2 separate regions of the Homo sapiens genome follow, and region 1 is linked to region 2. A link is an interaction called in ENCODE POLR2A ChIA-PET data of the cell type or tissue named here. Cell type or tissue: MCF 10A. All regions are shown on one strand. Links, peaks and the distances in the headings refer to the core of each region. The heading gives the core; the rest is flanking DNA.

Evidence for each region. Peaks named below come from ENCODE experiments on the same cell type or tissue, not always from the same donor. Only the 100,000 strongest peaks of a DNase experiment are listed, where the experiment ranks them.
Region 1: POLR2A ChIA-PET joins it to region 2 with 29 read pairs; 3 of 35 experiments call an interaction of 5 or more read pairs at or near these places.

The regions. Positions count from the first base shown.
Region 1 is chr2:191,483,618-191,493,057 of GRCh38, reverse strand. No RefSeq gene overlaps it. Among named protein-coding and RNA genes, the nearest start is that of NABP1, 190 kb to the left of the region's middle. In MCF 10A, for the core only: no CTCF peak of the experiment used is centred there; DNase peaks (open chromatin) are centred at 4,687 and 5,957.
Region 2 is chr2:191,166,860-191,176,299 of GRCh38, reverse strand. It overlaps the pseudogene HMGB1P27. Among named protein-coding and RNA genes, the nearest start is that of STAT4, 21 kb to the right of the region's middle. In MCF 10A, for the core only: no CTCF peak of the experiment used is centred there; a DNase peak (open chromatin) is centred at 4,329.

The DNA.
Region 1 (9,440 bases), core at 4,434-6,933, 320 kb before region 2:
TAACCAAAGAAGACTTAAGTAAATGAAGAGAGATGCTGTGCTCAGAGATTCAAAGACTCAACGTTGTTACTAATTATCCACAAATTAATCTAATGATTCAACTAAAATCAAAATCACAACAGGATATTTTATAGAAACAGACAAGCTGATACTAAAATGTATACAGAAAAGCCAAGAAGGTAGAATAGCCAACACAATTTTGAAAAAGGACAAAGTTGTAAGGTCTTACATTACTTGATTTTTAAGACTTCCTATGAAACAACACTAATCTAAACTATGTTATATTAGTAAAAGGAGAGACCACTAGAACAGAAGAGAGAGTCCAGAAACACAGCCACATATACATGGTCAATTGATTGTAATTGACCATAGTAATTTCATAGGGAAAGAATCATATTTTCAATAAATTGTGGTGGGACAATCTGACATTCATACAGGAATGTATGAATTGGCACATACCTCACATCACACACAAAAATAGATTTAAATTAAATGTTAAAACAAAAACTATAAAATTTATAGAAGAAAATTTTTGTGACCTTGAGTTAGGCAAAACGTCTTCAGATATCACACTAAAAGCACAATCCATAAAAGAAAATATTGATTAATTAGAACTAATCAAAATGTAAAACTTCTACTCTTTGAAAGACACAATTAAGGAAATGAATAGACAAGGCACAGAATGGGAAAAATAGCTATAAAATTAAAATACATGTCCGATGAAATGTTTATACCTAGAATTTACAAAGAATCTTCAAAACTCAATAATAAGAAAACAAAGCACCCAATTTATTTTAAAAATGGGTGAAAGATTTGAACAAACACTTCACCAAAGATACATGGGTGGCATATAAGCACATGAAAAGATTTGCAACACTATTAGTCAGTAGGGTAGGGCAACTTAAAGGCAAATGAAAACCTCAATGAGATATCACTATGTATTCTTGTTTTATATGTGTGTATGTGTGTATATACATATATATGTGTGTATGATATATATATAACATATATATATATATATAGAGAGAGAGAGAGAGAGGTTCTTGTTATGTTTCCCAGGCTGGTCTCAAACTCCTGGCCTCAAGAAATCCTCCTGCCTCAGCCTCCCAAAATGCTGGGATTATAGTGTGAGACACCATGGCCAGCCCCCACTACATATTCTTCAGAATTGCTTTTCAAAAACTGGGCAATGTCAAATACCGATGAGGATGTGGATTAACTGAAAATTTCATACATGATTGGTGGGAATGCAATGTGGTACCACCACTTTAAAAATCATTTGTCAGTTTCTTATAAAGTTAAACATACACTTACCTCATATTTCAGCAATTTCATTCCTAGTTATTTATCCAAGAGAAATGAAGACTTACATTCACATGAAAATTAGTATACATATGTTTATAGTGGTTTTATTCATAAATACCAAAAATAAAAAACAGCTCAAATGTCTTTCAACTGGCACATGGATTTTTAAAAAACAACTGTGATATAGTCCTACAATAAAATACTGTTCAGCAATAAGAATGAACAAATCACCAATGTGTGCAACATGACAGGAGTCTCAAATTCATTATGCTTAGGAAATAAAACTACGTAATACATGATTCCTTGTTAACTCCTTTTTTATGGGTTAAAAATAATGTTTTTATTAAATTCTCAAAAAGGCAAATATTAGGGATGGAAAACAGATCGGGGTAGGTAAGGGCTGGGGATAAGATAAGTGCTGCTAGAAAGGAGCACAAGGGAATTTGAGGGGGGCAGCAGGAGCGGTAACAAATATTCTATGTCTTGATTGCAGTGATGGTTATACAAATGGAGCTTTTGTCAAAATTCATAAAGCTGCTGTACACTAAAAAGTGAATTTTAACCATATATAAATTATCCTCCAATATGCCTGACTTTAAAAAGAAAGAGTGGCAGAGGGACAGAGAGAGAGAGGAAGAGAGAGAGAGAGAGGAAGAAAAAGAAGAGGAGGAAGAGGACAATGACGACACAGGTAATCCAGGACTTTGAGGAGATTAGATGTTCTCCATGAAGAAATGACTAAGAAATTTTAAGAGAGTAATAACTAAATTTCATTTCCATCCTTGGTTACCCTAATCCTTAAGAAAAATTAAAAAATAAAAAAAGTGTCTTTTACCCCAGAGAGCATAGTGGGAAATCCAAGATTTGACAGGATCTGAATGAATTTTTTCTTTTTTTTTTTTTTTTTGAGACGGAGTCTCACTCTGTCACCCAGGCTGGAATGCAGTGGTGCGACCTAGGCTCACTGCAAGCTCCATCTCCCGGTTTCACGCCATTCTCCTGCCTCAGCCTCCCAAGTAGCTGGGACTACAGGCGCCCGCCACCACGCCTGGCTAATTTTTTTGTATTTTTAGTAGAGATGGGGTTTCACCATGTTAGGCAGGATTGTCTCGATCTCTTGACCTCACGATCCACCTGTCTTGGCCTCCCAAAGTGCTGAGATTACAGGCATGAGCCACCACACCTGGCTGATTTTTTTTTTTTTTGAGACAGAGTCTCGCTTTGTCGCCCAGGCGGGAGTGCAATAGTGTGATCTCAGCTCACTGCAACCTCTGCCTCCTGGGTTCAAGCAATTCTCCTGCCTCAGCCTCCTGAGTACCTGGGACCACAGGAGCCCACCACCAAGCCTGGCTAAGTTTTTGTATTTTTAGTAGAGATGGGGTTTTGCCATGTTGGTTAGGCTGGTCTTCAACTCCTGACCTCAGGTGATCTGCCCACCTCCGTCTCCCAAAGTGCTGGGATTACAGGCCTGAGCCATCATGCCTGGCCTAAGGATCTGAATGAAATTGAACATGGCAGCGTTTCCTGTATTGCCACTCTGCTGAGGATGGTAATAATAGCTGCATGCTATTAAGGAAAGATACCAGAATCTACGGGGGTCCCAGGACTCAGGTGAGTGGGGGTATGAGTTAGAGGCAAAGGCAGGGGACACCAGAGAAGTGGGCAGGTTTGGACTGACCCTGGGGTAGAAATGGGACAAGCTCCCCTTTTTTTCAAAGCTACCAGAGATGATAATCCTTGAATAGACATAGGCAAACACTTGGATTATCATTCCCAAAAAACAATCCAGAAACTCAGATGTTTTCCTGTACTGCATACTATCAAGTTGTAATTAATCAACCTTTCATGCTAGAATGTAGAAAAGCATAAACACAGCCCTAATTCAAGAATTATCTCATTATTTTACAGCTTTGTGAATTGTCAACACTACAGCAGATACATTAAGCATTTGTCCCACTTAGTTACAAGAAGATAAAAATCCGTCTTTGCATAGATTGCTAATTGCATAGATTTCTAACAAATATGTCACTGCTCTTAGCTCATTTTATGTAAAATGAATGGCGTCTTTTATTGCATTTTTTAAAATGATGTAAGATTCAACTCAGACAAGAGTTCTAACGCTGCTCTTTAGAAATGCTTTCTTATAAATTAGTTAGGTTCAGGATTTTATTTGATTTAGGTCAGCTTTTCATAAACAGATACCCTAAGAATAACTTGTCCTACTTGTAAGCTTGAAAAGAGAGAGAAGAAGCTTGGCAAATAAATCAGTTTGGAAAATGTGGCACAGCGTTTCCCCTTGGTATTCACAATTCACATCAGTATATTAGATACTCTCAGGAATCTTGCAGTAAGGAAGCTTGCTTAGCTGTGTTCTAGTAGACTGTGAGCCTCATGTGGACTGGGACTAGCTGTATTTTGTTCAGTGCCTAGCAAAGCTCCTGAGACAAGGCGCCACTCTGTAACTCTTTTTTTGAACAAAGCCAGTATTTCCCACACTTTATTTGACCAGAGATTTTTTCTTGCTGTAACATCTGTTTAACAGCCTGCATATCATATCAGGGTTCTTGGGAACTGCTGACTTCGCTATTCAAAAACATAAAAATCAATGCACAATTTAAAAGGAAAATTTGCATTGCCCAAAAAGAAGAAAAGAGGGAAATTTTTATTTAAAAAAAAAAAAAAGTGATGTTCCAGCTGTCAGATGTAGTTGTATCCTTCCTCAACCATTTAGAGTTCAGCTCGAATCTGGGGGCTTTTTTGCCTTGGGCATTGGAAAGTTCGTTCAAATGATATTCTAACTTTTTACCACTGTCAGTTCATGTTTTTAAATGATGTGGGGGTGGGGGGCGGGGTGGGAAATAATAATGTGAGAAGCTACAAATCATATATTTTATAGGGGTTAAAAAAGTTCAGTTAATCATAGTCCTTTCAAGATTGATTTTCACAACTTATCTGGTCCCAGAAGGGACTGGAAATAGGAACTGTAAAATATATTAAGGAAGCCAGTCTTCAGCTATGCAGATCAATTAGACAGAAAGGTACCAAAAATCTTATGGTACAGCTCAGTTCTTTTGTGGGAGATGAGGAGTGGAAGAGGACTTCAGGTGGAGGGGCATTGCAAAGGCTTAGGAAAGGCTTTGGGATGACGGAAGCATTGTCCTGGTGGGCAGGCCCGCTAGAATACACCGCTCTCAGGTTTTCCCCAGCCCCCTTGACTGCCCTTTGCTGTCAGAGTCGGAAACATTCTTTGTTCAACTGAGGAATCTTCCAGGGAAGTGCTGACAACACATATTGCCTGCACATAGACAGAACACTTCCTGGTTCCTCCTTTGCCACATCGGTTTCGTGTGAATTGCCAAATGCAGGGAGAGGCAAGTGAATTGGACTGCCCCGGGCTCGCCATTCCTGGAGATCCAGCATGAATCATCAGGGGTCACTTAGGTGAGCAGGGTCACTTAAGGTGCTGCAGGATAAAGGACTTCTTAAAGGAATTAGACTTTTCACACGTGTGAGAGGAGCTGAGCAAGTACAGGTGTGTAAGGATGAGTTGGAGAATGAGGGAGTCATGAACCAGTCACAAAGAGGAGTTAGTTACATTCGTGACTAAAGTAGGACAGTGAAGCAGGGATTCATGGTGAGGTTACAAATCATTGTATCAGCAGCTCCCAGCCTGCCACTAGATACTGGCCTACAATATCTAGTGGTACAGCCCAATATCTAGTGGGCTTGGAGCTGCTATTGTTCAGCAGGGCCAGCAGTCTGGAAGAACTGGACACAGAGGGGAGTTTGGACAAGTTTTGTCTGTCTGTCACCACATATGACCCTGAAAAGATTTTCAGAAAGGAACAGCCACTGCCTCTCTTTTGCCTTTCAAATCTCATGCAAATTCCATTCTGGCCATCTCTAACCTGACTCCTGCAAGAAAAAGGACTTTGGAAAACAGTCCCCAGCTTAGATACTTTGACAGCACAATCTGCCACACAGAGTACTTGGCAGACTGAAAACATGAAATATGTGTGAAGCCCCTCTGACCAACATGACCAGTCAAGCCTAAGCTCTATACAGCTCCACAGGCTCCTCAGCTCACTGGTCTTTGACCACCTATTTTTATCCAAAATGGCATGAAGACATTGTCTTTCCCAGTAGCTATGGTTATCAGAATGTGGCAAACCTCAAAAGGAGTGTCAATACAGTGTCAATCACAAAATAATATTCTGTCCTCTCCAATTACGCTACTTCAGACTACCAGAAGGCCCATGGAGACACTCTTGTAGCTTCCATGGCAAAAACGCTGGATTCAGAAACACAATCCAGGCCTTAATTAGGAAATTATGTAAAATCAAGTGTTACCTGGTCTCTCTGCCTCAGTTTCCCTATATACAAGTTGAGAAGATGGAGGAGATGATTTCTAGGGAACTTTCTAGTTTGAACATTATATAATTCTACATCTGTGGCAACTTTATGTCTGGGGAGGCGAGTCTGCCATTTCATGCAGAAAATGAAACTCCACCAGAGAAAACCTCTGGTATGTGGAAAAGAAAAGGCAGTAGTCATCTTTTCTCATTAGCAGCACCAGATTCTGCTACCTCAGCTGGATGCTGTTTAGTCATCTGCAGTAATAACCTCCATTCCCAGCTCCAAGCTGCTGCGTGGGCCTAGACTGAAGTCTCTGTGGTTATGAGTCACAAGCCCATTAAAGCCAGGAATTGACACGAGACCTTGAAAGGCAATTTGCCTTCCATACCTAGCTTCCTAGGAACTGGTTTCTTCCCAAAGAGAAAATAGTATATGTGATTTATGAAATATCACATAGTATTTCCTCATAAGCTCATGGCTCTAGAAATGAATTCCTAATTCTCCAACTGGAAACATCTAGATTTTTGATTTTAGCTATTATTATCAGTTGTTGGATCCAGAGCTCCTCATGGTCCATTAAGTCTAGTGAATGCAGTGCTGAACAGAATACAGTCATTGATACAATCTACTTTTATCTGGGAAGTCTGCTGAGGCTACTTGTCCTTTTGGCATTTTCCCTTTGCTAAATGTTAAGGTATGGGTTCAAAGCAACAAGGCTTTGCAATATCAGCAAACCTCTAAGGGCAGTCCTTCACCCCCACAGGTATGCTCACCTTAGCTCCTTGCTGTACTACTAGATGTCTAATAAGTATTCACTGATGGTCCCCTCCCTGTTGCTACCACATGATAAATCAAGGAGGTGGTGCCAGCCCTACTTTCAAAGTACTAGAACCAGGTCAGCCTACACTCCCTAATTTCAAAGCCCGAGAAGAAGCAACACAATTTGCAGACTATAAAAAGAGCTTTGGGGATTGGATAGAAATGGAAACCCAAGTGGTATCTTCTGCAGAGCAAGCACAATGGGCCCCGGGGAATGGAGGGAAGTGGCTGCATGGACAGCGTTATTACTAAAATTTGGCCAAGGGAGATAAAGGGCAAGGCTGAGGGTGGGAGCATGATCCTGGGAATCCAAAATTAGTGCCTGAGAGGATCGAAGCACCAAAAAGAATGAGAGTGAGGGCCAAAGAGAAGTGAGGAAAACCACAAGGGTGCTGTATGGGATTTAAAGACACAGCAAGATATTAAAGATGTCTTCATCCAAGACATCCCAAGGGAAATGGAGAGGAGTGGGAAGGTTTTCTCAGAGTATCCATTTTCCTTCCAATTTCCCAGGAGAGGTGACATTTGTGCTGGTGTTAAGGGCTGAGTTGGTATGAGTTAGTGATACTACACAGGCTATGAAGCCAGAGTCTGGCCCAAGCAGGGCCCTACTCTTTATTAATTGTGTCATTTTAGGCCAACTGTGCCTCAGTTTCCACATCTGTAAAGTTCATTCATTTGAAAAATCTTTGCTGACCATTACAATATACCACACAGCATTATGGTGAATAAAACAGATAAATATTCCTTTTCCCTATAGCTTGCCTTCTAATGGATGAGAATACTACTATTACTACTAGTAATACCCATCTTATAATGTTGTCATGAAGATTAATTAGTGCATACACATCAAGCACATAAAACTGTGACAGCCCATAATTAATGCTCAATAAATGCTGGCTATTATTATTACTATGAGGTGGGCAAGCAAGCTGAGGCTATTTCAGTAAGAGAAGGAAAAGGATGTAGTAAGTGTGGAAATAGCAAGAAGTTAATTATGATCATAGTGGTGGGCACCTGGGGTAAAGATAAATTTGGAAAGTTGATCTGGGGACAACTGTTCCCTGGCCCTTGAGCCATATCTTTTATATCTTGAGAAGCAGAAGGGTTCAGGCTCTGGGGAGTGAACCTCAGCTCAATTACTCACTAACTTACATCACAGGTGACTCTAGGTAAGTAACTGGAGCTTTTTGTGCCTGTTTCCTCATTGGTAAAATGTTGAGATCTACGTCACAAAATCAAAGGGAAGATTAAGTGAGTTAATATTTGTGAAGCTCTTAGAACTCTGATGTCATAATTCAGGAAACATTTGATAAATATAAGCTGCAATTAATTATCCTCATTACTAGTATTTCTATCATCTTCCTCCACTCTCTAGTTTGGCAACATGTACTATCATAATGTGTTATTCTTGTTCTTTGCCTTTCCTGCTATTCCCAAAATAAGCTGCCAGGAAGTTATGCTTCTTCCTTGTACTGAGTCTTTCCAATACTTCCTTTCTCTCCCAGGGCTCCTTTGCTAGTTTAGGCCCTTACTCTTTGTTCTAAGGATACAGCAGCAGTTTCCCAGTTGGCCTTTTTTTCGTAAGCCATCCTTAACCCAGTCTGTTTTTCACAAAGCTGCCAGAGTAATCTTTCTCAAAGAGTGTTGTCCACATGTGCATCACTCTGTCTTGCCTATTGTACATCTTAGTCTTATTCTGGCATTCAAAACCATTTTATTAGCTCTACCATCCCCAACCATCACCACCACTATTCTACAACCTCCCTCCACCACTCCCAGGATGGCTAGTTCAAGTGCAAGGCAGAAAAAGGCATCTTGTCCTCAAGATATTTGACTGCCATCTGCAGCAGAGTTGTTGCTATCAGCCAGGGTCTCATCAGGAAACAGATGATGTTAAGTTGGGTAATTTAAGGACAGTTTAATAAAAGAACTACTTACAAAGCTATGGGCAGGATTTAGAGAAAGAAATAATGGGGGTATAGTACCTCAGGACTTGTAACAGTTGGAAACCATTATCACCCACTAGGCATGAAGATTCAAGGGCAGGGCACAGTCACCACAATCCAGAGAAAGGTAACTGTAAGAAAAGGGCTGTTTGACGAGAACTATGACATTAAGTAGAGGCATGTGGCCAAACCATGGTGACCCAGCAAAGAGAGAATTAGGGGGAGAAATACTCCCACCTCAAATTTCTTTTGCCCTCTCATCTTCTCTGAATCCAACCAGAAGTCAGAGAGCAAGATAGCCCATGGAGACAGTTCATACAGGGCAAGTTCTTGAGAAACAAAGAAGGGTAGAGAAGTGTAGAAGTGGATCAGGAGGAGTAAACAGGAGACATTCAGCATAATTGTAATAATAAATATAAATCTATGATGACCCTATAGTTTCACAACTGCACAACCAAACATAGCAGCCCTACCACTGACTTATGGCCATGCCTACCGCCACCTCTAACCAGTGTTACATTCCCATCCCCCTAACCTTCACCACCAGGGCCAAGACTTGACCCAAGGGAGGTTTTGTGCAAATTAGAAAAAGACACAGCTTTCCTCAAGATACTTGACTTCCATTTGATGGAAAATTATTGGAACATACAGTGTTTGTTAGAATAAGCCATCTCAAGGCCATCTACCATAAAGCATTTACAATTATCAACATACAAATCTACTATGCCTACAATGTGAATGTGGCCCATGACTTCAGTATGGCAGCATGAGGAGTGCCATAGACTCACTCCCCAAAGAAACAAGCAAAATTGGAGGAAACTATTTAAAAACGACAACATTTAAAATCTCTGGAAGTTGTCCTATAAGCTATAGCAAATGAAGAAATATTTAGGAAAACCTACTAAAATTTAATTTCAAGAACATAGAGATTCTATGACATTTTGTAGTAGCTCTGCCAATGCCCCACAATGTTTCAGTTTTGTTGTTTGAAGTAGGACCCAGAGTTCTTTG
Region 2 (9,440 bases), core at 2,963-5,462:
GACCTTATGGGTTCTGTGAGGATTAAATGAAATAATGCAATAAAGTACCTGGTATGTGGATAACTAATAAATAGCAGCTACTATTCTAGAATATTGAACACCAAACTTCACAATTGTGCTTCGGCATACCTCTCTGGTCTAATCTCTCAATATCCTCTCACAGTTCACTTTATTTTGGTTTGGGTAGCCCTTAAATGTCTGGCAGAGACTTAAATCACTTCCAGAATAAATAACTGAGACATTTTCTGAAGCCTTGCTATAGTTTGCAGAAGGGTGGCAGAGGATGCTTGAAGTGTGAACCTGTAATACCATGCTACCATGCTGCCCAAACATCTCCTCTCTGCCTGGGATATGCTGTTTCATTCACCGGTGGTCTCATTTCTCTTTTTCTTCACCTGACTAATCTTTGGCTTTCCCCCAAGGTTCAGCTCAGATGTCTCCTACCTGGGAAAAAATCTTCCCTTCCTCTCCGCATCTGGATTAGAGGCCCCTCATCTGTGTTTGTCCACAAAACACATCACAGAGCACTGTAAACCTATGTTTAAATATTTTACCCCTCACAAGACTAATGTAGCAAACATTTCATGGTGCCTTTATGGCCAGGATACTCGCAGGTCCCTGGCTGGCCATGTTGCATACAGTGTGGCCCTACCTGCCCCTTATCTCCCACCTCTGATTGAAACTGACCAGAGTAGTTATGAGTGGCTGACCCAAGGTCTTCTCTAGGAACCATGACCTATGTATGACCTGTCACTAATGGCAGTGGCTTCAGTCCGATTTGTGCATCAGTATTGCCACTGGAACTTAAAACAATACAGATGCTGAGCTTTCCATCCTCAGAGATTCTGATTCACTAAGTCAAGGATGGTTCCACGCATTGGTATTTTTTTAGACTCCCTCAGGTGGTTCTGATAAGCAGCCAGTGTAAATGACTCTCTGAAGTAGCATGGAAAGAAGAGCTGATTTCATTAGATTCCCTTTTTTAAAAAAGGTTTTTTAATTTAAAAAATTGTATTTACTCAGAAGCATTCAGAATGTCAACAAAACAGCTACAACTTTTTTTTTTCTTGCAATTACAGAGTGATGTTCAGTTAACAGAGCAGCAATTATTTCATATAGGCTGCGTCAGAGACAACTGAAGATGAAAAAATGACCATCCCCATATATAACTAATTTGTGCTATGGACCAAGAAGAATCTACTTTAAATTTCCATGCCATTTAAACCCCACATACTGTACAAGGCAAGGTTAGCGGCTATTGAAAATACCACTAGAAGAGGGCTATCTAACTACACAATTGATAGTATAACTAAACAAAAAAGACACTTTACAGTTTAAAAACAAACCTTACACAGCCTTACATTTCCGTTTTATTTTTCTTTAAAAGGAGTGAGTTGTATGGGAGGGTTAAATGCTTTATAGACAAGGAAAAGAAACTGTGCTAGAACCAACTTATTCAACATCATCTTCTTCTTCTTCACCATTTCTTCATTTTCCTCATCTTCCTATTCTTCCTTCATTGTCTTGCTTTTTTTCAGCCTTCATGGCTCGCTTTTTTGCTGTATCAGGCTTTTCTTTAGCTCGGTATGCAGCAATATCCTTTTCGCATATTTCCTTCAGCTTAGCAGCCTTCTTTTCATAAGGCTGCTTGCCATCTGCAGCAGTGTTATTAACATCTCTCCCAGTTTCTTTGCTATGTCATCAATGGGTAGGCCAGGATATTCTCCTTTGATCTTGGTGATACTCAGAACAGAACAAGAAAAAGCCCAAAAGAGGCCTCTTGGGTGCACTGGTTTCCTTAAACTCCTCTTTTGTTTCCCCTTTAGGAGGGATTAGGTTTTCATTTGTCTTTCATAACAGGTTTTGTCTGCCTTTGCCATGTCTTCAAATTTTCCTTTCTCTTTAGCAGAAATGGCCTTCCACCTCCCTGAGCACTCCTGAGACAACTCTGAGAAGCTGACCGAAGGAGCTGGATGCTGCTTCTTGTGCTTCCTCCCAGCAAGTCTATACAGAGAATGCATATGATGACATGTTGCCCCATGGCCTCTTAGGATCTCCTTTGCGCATGTTTAGTAATTTTTCCTTAGCCACCAACAGAGTGGCCCAGTGCTTATCAATTCTCACTTTCCCCAGCACTATTTCTATGGAGCTCAATGTACTGCAATAGCCATGACAGTGGGAGCCAGATGCTGCCTCTCATTAGATTCTCTTTATTGGAAATTTGAACAGAAAAATATGGAACGAACTTTATAATGAACAGTGGAATGGGAAGTGAGAGAATTTCAAGGGAATGAAAGCTATGGAAAGTCAAAGGCATGTGTCATCTTGAGTTACCAGGGGGCAGAAGAAGTTGGTCATTATAGAGAGGAGAATGGAACTGATGTGTAGAACGAAGCTGATAACATAAAAAAGCAAGAGACAAAAGACAGGTATAGAATGTCTCAGAGAAAAACAGAAATAGAAAAAATAGAGGCAGAGAAAGAGACCGAGAGAGAAGCAGACAGATGAAGAGATAGAGGTAGATAGAAACCTCACTCAGAACTGCCACCATCAGCTTAATCCCCCAAACTAGAAACCTCTGCAGACATCTCCCTTATCACCCACATCCAATGTTGTCAATTCTACCTTCCAAAGATGTCTTTAAGGGCTGGGCACGGTGGCTTATGCCTGTAATCCCAGCACTTTGGGAGGCTGAGGCAGGAGGATCACCTGAGTTCAGGAGCTCAAGACCAGCCTGGCCAACATGGTAAAACCCCATCGCTACTAAAAACACAAAAAATTAGCTGGGCGTGGTGGCAAGCACCTATAATTCCAGCTACTCAGGAGGCTGAGGCAGGAGAATAGCTTGAACCTGGCAGGAGGCAGAGATTGCAGTGAGCCACTCTGGCAGGAAGCAGAGGTTGCAGTGAGATTGAGCCACTGCACTCCAGCCTGTGAGACAGAGACTCCATCTCAAAAAAAAAAAGAAAAAAAAATTTCTAAGATGTGATTTTTTTTTTTTTTAAGTCCTGCTGTCACTGCCGTCCAGATCTTCATAAGTACTTGCTGGGACTATGGCAAAAACCTCACAACTGGTCTCTCCCTACCCCAGTCTATTTCCAGCACTGTTGCAGATCACACTATCTTACACTTTGGTGGCCACGTCTTCGGGCCTGGCGAAACCTGCCTCATCTCCTCTCCTGTGAGTGCTAGGTTCCTCCAGATCCCATTCTTCTGCCACAGCAAATCAGGCCCTGACCTTTGTAAATGGGATTCCCTTGGCTTTCTCTTCTGCATTTGGCAATCTTCCATCCTGCCTTCAAAATCTGGCTCAAAAATACCTCAGTAATGCCTTTTCACCTCTTTCAGGCAGAGTTATCTTATAACAAAGTTCCTACCTTTCCCATTATACCGTGAGCTTTTTTTTTAGTTATCTCAGAATTCCCAGGACACAGCAAATGTGCGTTGTCTTGAACTAAATTTGTGGAATTTCAGGTAATGAGGGAGCCAGGACACTGCTGGGTGGGTGGGCCAGCTCTTATGATTCTGCCCCAACCCAGAGCCAGCCCCTAGATTTTCAGGTTTTTGTCTTCATCCACGTTTATCCCCACAGATCCTCTGAAAGCTCCAAACAAAATTTTCCCCACAGCTCCATGGTAACCTCAGCAGAGGCTCCTGGAGGTGACAGTTCTGGGATGCAAAGAAGGGCGAATGAAGTGGGGCAGCTATTTGTCCATGTGAGTATTTGGACTTCCTTGATACACATAAGAGCAATTTCCTTCCTTTTTGCTTTGAATCCTAAGAAAATGCCTCAATAAAAAATACTTAGGGGAGCACATGAATTAACTCACTTTCCATCACCTGAACCACTTAGCGCTTCCAACAAAGCTTTGGGGGGAAATCTGTATTTAATCAATGTTGAAACAATCACTCTGATGCAGAAATGCACACAAAAAGAGGACCAGCTTTTATTTTGCGTACTGTATTCCTTTTGACAGTGATGACTAATGGAGTAAGATTTTTGTTCACTAGAAGAAGCTCAGTAGCATGTATCAGGGCAATTAACTTGGAAATCTGTGAATAAGCATGATTCAGGGGCCTATTGAACATCAACTTGCAGACTCTTATGAATCCTGGTTGCTTCCATTGGCTGAAAAAATACTGTAAAATCTTGAATTTTGCAGTAAAAAAAATTCATTTTGGTTGTGACTCCTACTTGAGTCACATGGTATCAGATGGAAAATGAGTAGGAAGGAGAGGATCGCTGCCAACTAAAAGGAGAGAGGCTAGTCTGGACAGAGCATTTTGTGGGACACAGATTTGATTGTAAGCCAACTATTTTAAAAATCCTCATTCTTGCAAGCTAGCACATGACCTCTTTCCTAAGGGTGAGGAGATTCCAGAGGTACATATTTGCCATCTGGAGTGGATGCAAATTCTAGTGCAATTCATCTAGAAACCTGCATCATTGAAATTAATCATCATGTTGAACAAGGAGAGCATGCTGGGGCAGGGAGGTCAGTTTCACTTGATAAGAATAGAATGCACATTCTAGCTGGGAATGTGCTGACATTCATTGCATTCAGGAAAATTCTACACAAAGCCTCTCTCTCTGGAGAGGATTCCTGAGAAAGAGAAGGGCTCACTGTGTGGCATAGAAATGAGAACCCCCTCAAAGCCCTGGCTTTTGAAGGTATCCAGAATCACAGTGATTCAATGCCATTGGATACTGCTCTTTTTCTTCCTGGGAGGGAAACATCAGTCCATCAGTTCAAACCCTACAGGGTTTTCTGTGTTTGTCCTAATCATGTTAGAAGCAGAACGCCTAGTTAGTAATCAAGCACCAGTTGGAGCTGTTTCCTACCAAACGTATGGTTTTGATTTTGAAGCCCTCCATTCATTGTTCTTTAGCACTGTGAAGGGCTTGTAACCAGCTAACTGCTTCTCCTACTTTGGTCTGGGGAACTAAATGCAAATCTGGCTGATACTTCAGATGGGCTAGGGCCAAATTTTGTTGGTTTTTGTTAATGCTGTTACTTATTTTTGAAAGAGGTGTGGACAAAAAAAAAAGGGCAAAAGTTGGAATGGTATTTGAAGTTTGCTCGTGGTGTTTTAGGGAAACAGGAACATATCACTATAAAAGACATTTCCTTCAATATGGGTAAGAGTTCCTCATTGATTCAACTGAGCTCTTGAAATCTGAAATGTTTAGGGAGCAGTAGAAATTTGATAAGGGATCATAGACTCAAGGGGATGAGAGAAGATTTGAAAAGTCATCGAATATAACTCCTTGATTTAGTAAAACCATAATTCGTAGTTTTCCTCTGATGAGTCACGGCCAGGAAGTAGATATTGTAGATGAGTCTGGGTCCTTGCACTTCTCAGCTTCTGTCATTTACAAATTCTACTTTGATGTCTCTGAAGATGACATCTGAATGTGCATGTGCAGAAGAAGTGGCATTGAATAGAACTGGTTTAAAATCCCTAATTTGCTACTTAATTGCTGTTTGAATTTGCATAAGTTATTGAACCCTCTAACCCTCAATTTCCTCATCTATAATATGGGATAATAATAACTACGCTGCAGGGATCATTTTAAAACTAAATTAGATAATGCCGTATGATATCTATATCTATATTCCTACTTTCCACCATACACAGCACTAATTTTTAAAATAAAATTAAAACAAAAATATAATCTATAATATTTGAATGTAAACTTAAGATAATGGATGCTGTTTTGCTGAAATTAAATGCATTTACACAGTGAATTTGAAAGTTTGTTTGAGTTTAGTAAGCCAGTAACATCAAATTCCACTGTGTAAGTGTCCTGGAATTTAATCAGAACCCAGAGATCTCTCAGCCTGTTTGCCATTATTTGCCATCGCATAATGGGTTGCCAGGTGCAATTTCACCTCTGTCTGAGACCATTGCTTGGATCAAAGAGGGCTCTTGTTTATCCAGCTCCCTATGAGACCAGGCAGGGCCAGTGGTGACCCTCCAAGCTGAGCTCAGCCAGAGGGAACCTGTGTCTTGGTGCTCAGTTCTGAACAGTCTCATAGACCCCCATACTTGAGTGGGCTTAGGGACCCATACCCTTCTAAAATCCACTGAGAAATCCTCAACAGAGGAGTTATGTGTTAACTTTATCTTTTAGAGGAATCATGTTGGCAGCAGCTTGAGGATAGGCTGGAGTGGCTAAGAATGACAAGGGAGTGGCAATTGAATCGTAGAAATACTTCAAACTCAGGCACCTCGCATTTAAAACACCACAGCACTTCCACGCATCACCAGCTTTACCTGCTTCTATTTTCCAGTATGAAGCTTCTGCTCCTGCCAATATGTTCTGTTTGACCTTCCCTGAATACACACTGGGTTTCCCTGCCTATTCAGCCCGTACTTATGTCTTTCTCTTCACTTATATATTCCTCTAGTCCTTATCAAAAATCCTAACCGTTCTTTTAGGGTCCATCTTCTTCACTCAGTCTTTCTTAGTTTGTTCAAATTACCTAATATGATTCATAAATTACCTTGTATTGAGGTATTTATGTTCCATACTGTGACTTGTCTCTTCCAGCAATTGGGTTCAAATGTGATGGCAGGCACACCTCTTGCACAAGCTGGTATTTTACCTGATTTTAACCTATGATGGCTCATTGTTCAATGTTGGCACTCTATAACTTGCTGAATAAATAGATGACTAAATAAACCACCCATTGACTCATCTTATAGGCACCCCTATATAGCTGTAAGGGAATTATTTAGTAACTGCTTAAAATGTATCTAAATTGGATGTTTTACATTAGGTTCATAAGTGAAAAGCAAGCTTGTCAGAGATCTTCAAATGAAGCTTATTTAATGAGTTATTTTTTAAAATCCTATACAACAATGGAAAACCACAGTAAGTGGGTGTGATGGTAGTTCAAGAGTAACATTTTACTGATTTATAAGAAGAGTAAAAAATAGAAGTGAACAGTGAAAAGACTGAAATCATTTTTCCTCCATATGTTTTGTTTTATGTTTGCTTTTGCTTCTGGACATGACACAAACGAAGTTGCAGATAAAAGATAGCACCTTTAGTTGGTAAGAACAGGGCACTGATTAGCAGCAATATATTGAAACTATATAAAGCAATGAGTTTAAAAGTACTTTAGGAAACCTGAGGTCTTTAATCAAGGCTGCAACTGTAAGTTTTTTAAAAAGCCAAAAAAGAAGCCAAGTCTTTAGTAAAAGGGCTGTTTTAAAACATTAAATTTTATTTGAATTTTTTTCCTAATTTATACCAAATCTTCAAAGTAGTCGGGACTTAGTTACATCTTAACTGTTATTCTTTTGATAATTTTTTTTAATAGAAAAGGCAGTTGTGATTAGATAATGATCAAAATGTTTTTCAACTCTTCTATTATGACTCGGGAGATAACAAACTAATGTCCATCATTTTTATTTTATTTACTCCTAGTAAATTACCTTACAAAAATAAGGCATTTGATATGTATTTGGTGAATGAGTGAATGAATGAATAAAGAATGAAGAAATGATACTGTCACTGAGTGACAGTTCTTTGAATGATGGGCTCAGGTTCTCAAAGGAATTAAACAATCTTCACAGGCTCATGCCTGGAAATTCAATTTTTTAAGGAACAGAAAATGGCACAAAATCCTAGATGATATATTTTTTTTTTGAGATGGAGCCTTACTCTGTTGCCCAGGCTGTAGTGCAGTGGCATGATCTCGGCTCACTGCAACCTCCACCTCCCAGGTTCAAGCGATTCTCCTGCCTCAGCCTCCCCAGTAGCTGGAATTACAGGTGAGCACCATCACACCAGGCTAATTTTTAAAAAATTTTTTTTGGTAGACACGGGGTTTTACCATGTTGGCCAGGCTGGTCTCGAACCCCTGGCTGCAAGTGATCCACCTGCCTTGGCCTCCCAAAGTGCTGGGATTACAGGTTTGAGCCACCGCGCCTGACCCCTACATCATCTTATTATCTGGGCATTAGGCCCCTGGTTCCAGGTCTGTCCCCATCTCTGACCTCTACCTCCTTTGTTCCTGCTTTGAGACTCCAGTCTTGCCATGGTTTCTTAGGCTTAGCTCTGTATCTGTGCTCCCAGATACCTCTGGTCCCAGCTCTAATCCACAGATACAATTTACCTATCCTTTGTCAATAGATTAAATTGTTAGATTAGTCTGACGGGAAATGTTGTTCATGTGAAGTCAGTATCTTGTTCTATTCCCATTATTTATTCAGTGTGACAATTTTTTTCCCTTGCTATAAAAGTTGAGCTTAGAGGTCTTTAATTTTCAGAACTAAACCTTTTACCCTTTTATTACACAACCATTTTATGCTGGCTCTTTTCCCAGTGTCCTGGCACTTCCTTAGTTCCCCAAGAAACGCTAAAGAGTAACAGATGTAACCCAGCAAAGGCTTCAACCAATTCATCAAGTACTCTGTGAAGTAAGTCATACTCCTCATAAGTTTGAACACAGCTTCTTTATAACCACTCTACTGTTTGTCTGTTGCTCTCTTTCTGGGGTTCTCTGTCCTTCTCTCTAGTCCATAGTTTGGTACTATCTTTTTTTCTTTTTTTTTTTTCAGATGGAGTCTCCCTCTGTCACCCAGGCTGGAGTACAGTGGCATGATCTCGGCTCACTGCAACCTCCGCCTCCCGGGTTCAAGTGATCCTCTTGCCTCAGCCTCTCAAGTAGCTGGGATTACAGGCGCCTGCTACCGTGCCTGGCTAATGTATGTATTTTTAGTAGAGACGGGGTTTCACCGTGGTGGCCATGGTTGGCCAGGCTGTTCTTGAACTCCTGACCTCAGGTGATCTGCCTGCCTTTGCCTCCCAAAGTGCTGGGATTACAGGCATGAACCACCGTATCTGGCCCATAGTTTGGTACTATCTTACATTGTATTAATCAAGGGTACAAAGATATGACTAGATCTAGTGACATATGTGGGTTTTACTCAATAATGTCTTTTATAGACAAGGGAAGAGGCCACTGAAAGCTTCAGGCCTACATGGTTTTTACCGTACACAATTCCCAAAGAGAGAGAGTCAGAGAGACTGGGTCCTAACACCGGTCCAAAAGTATGAGTCACTGTAAGAATAAAGTGCTAGATTGAGACTTCTGGTTTCTTGACAACAAAGACCAAAGTGAAGTAGGTATCCAGCACCCATTCTGGATAATTTGTGTCTTACTCCCAGATATTATAAAATCCACTTTGAGAATTTGAATTAGCCATATATTTGAACATAAGAAGAAAATATATCCAGGAATAAGGTTATTATAAAGACCAAAACCCAGAGGTGAGAAACGAAGTGTTTCAGCTGTGCTATTGAATAAATTCCATCAGGTGAATAAATAAGCCTGAAACAATAGCCCTTTCTGAGCCAGGTTTTATACAATACAGTACACAGCAAAGGTGAGAGACTCTCCACAGGACGACTCTTTAGGACTTTT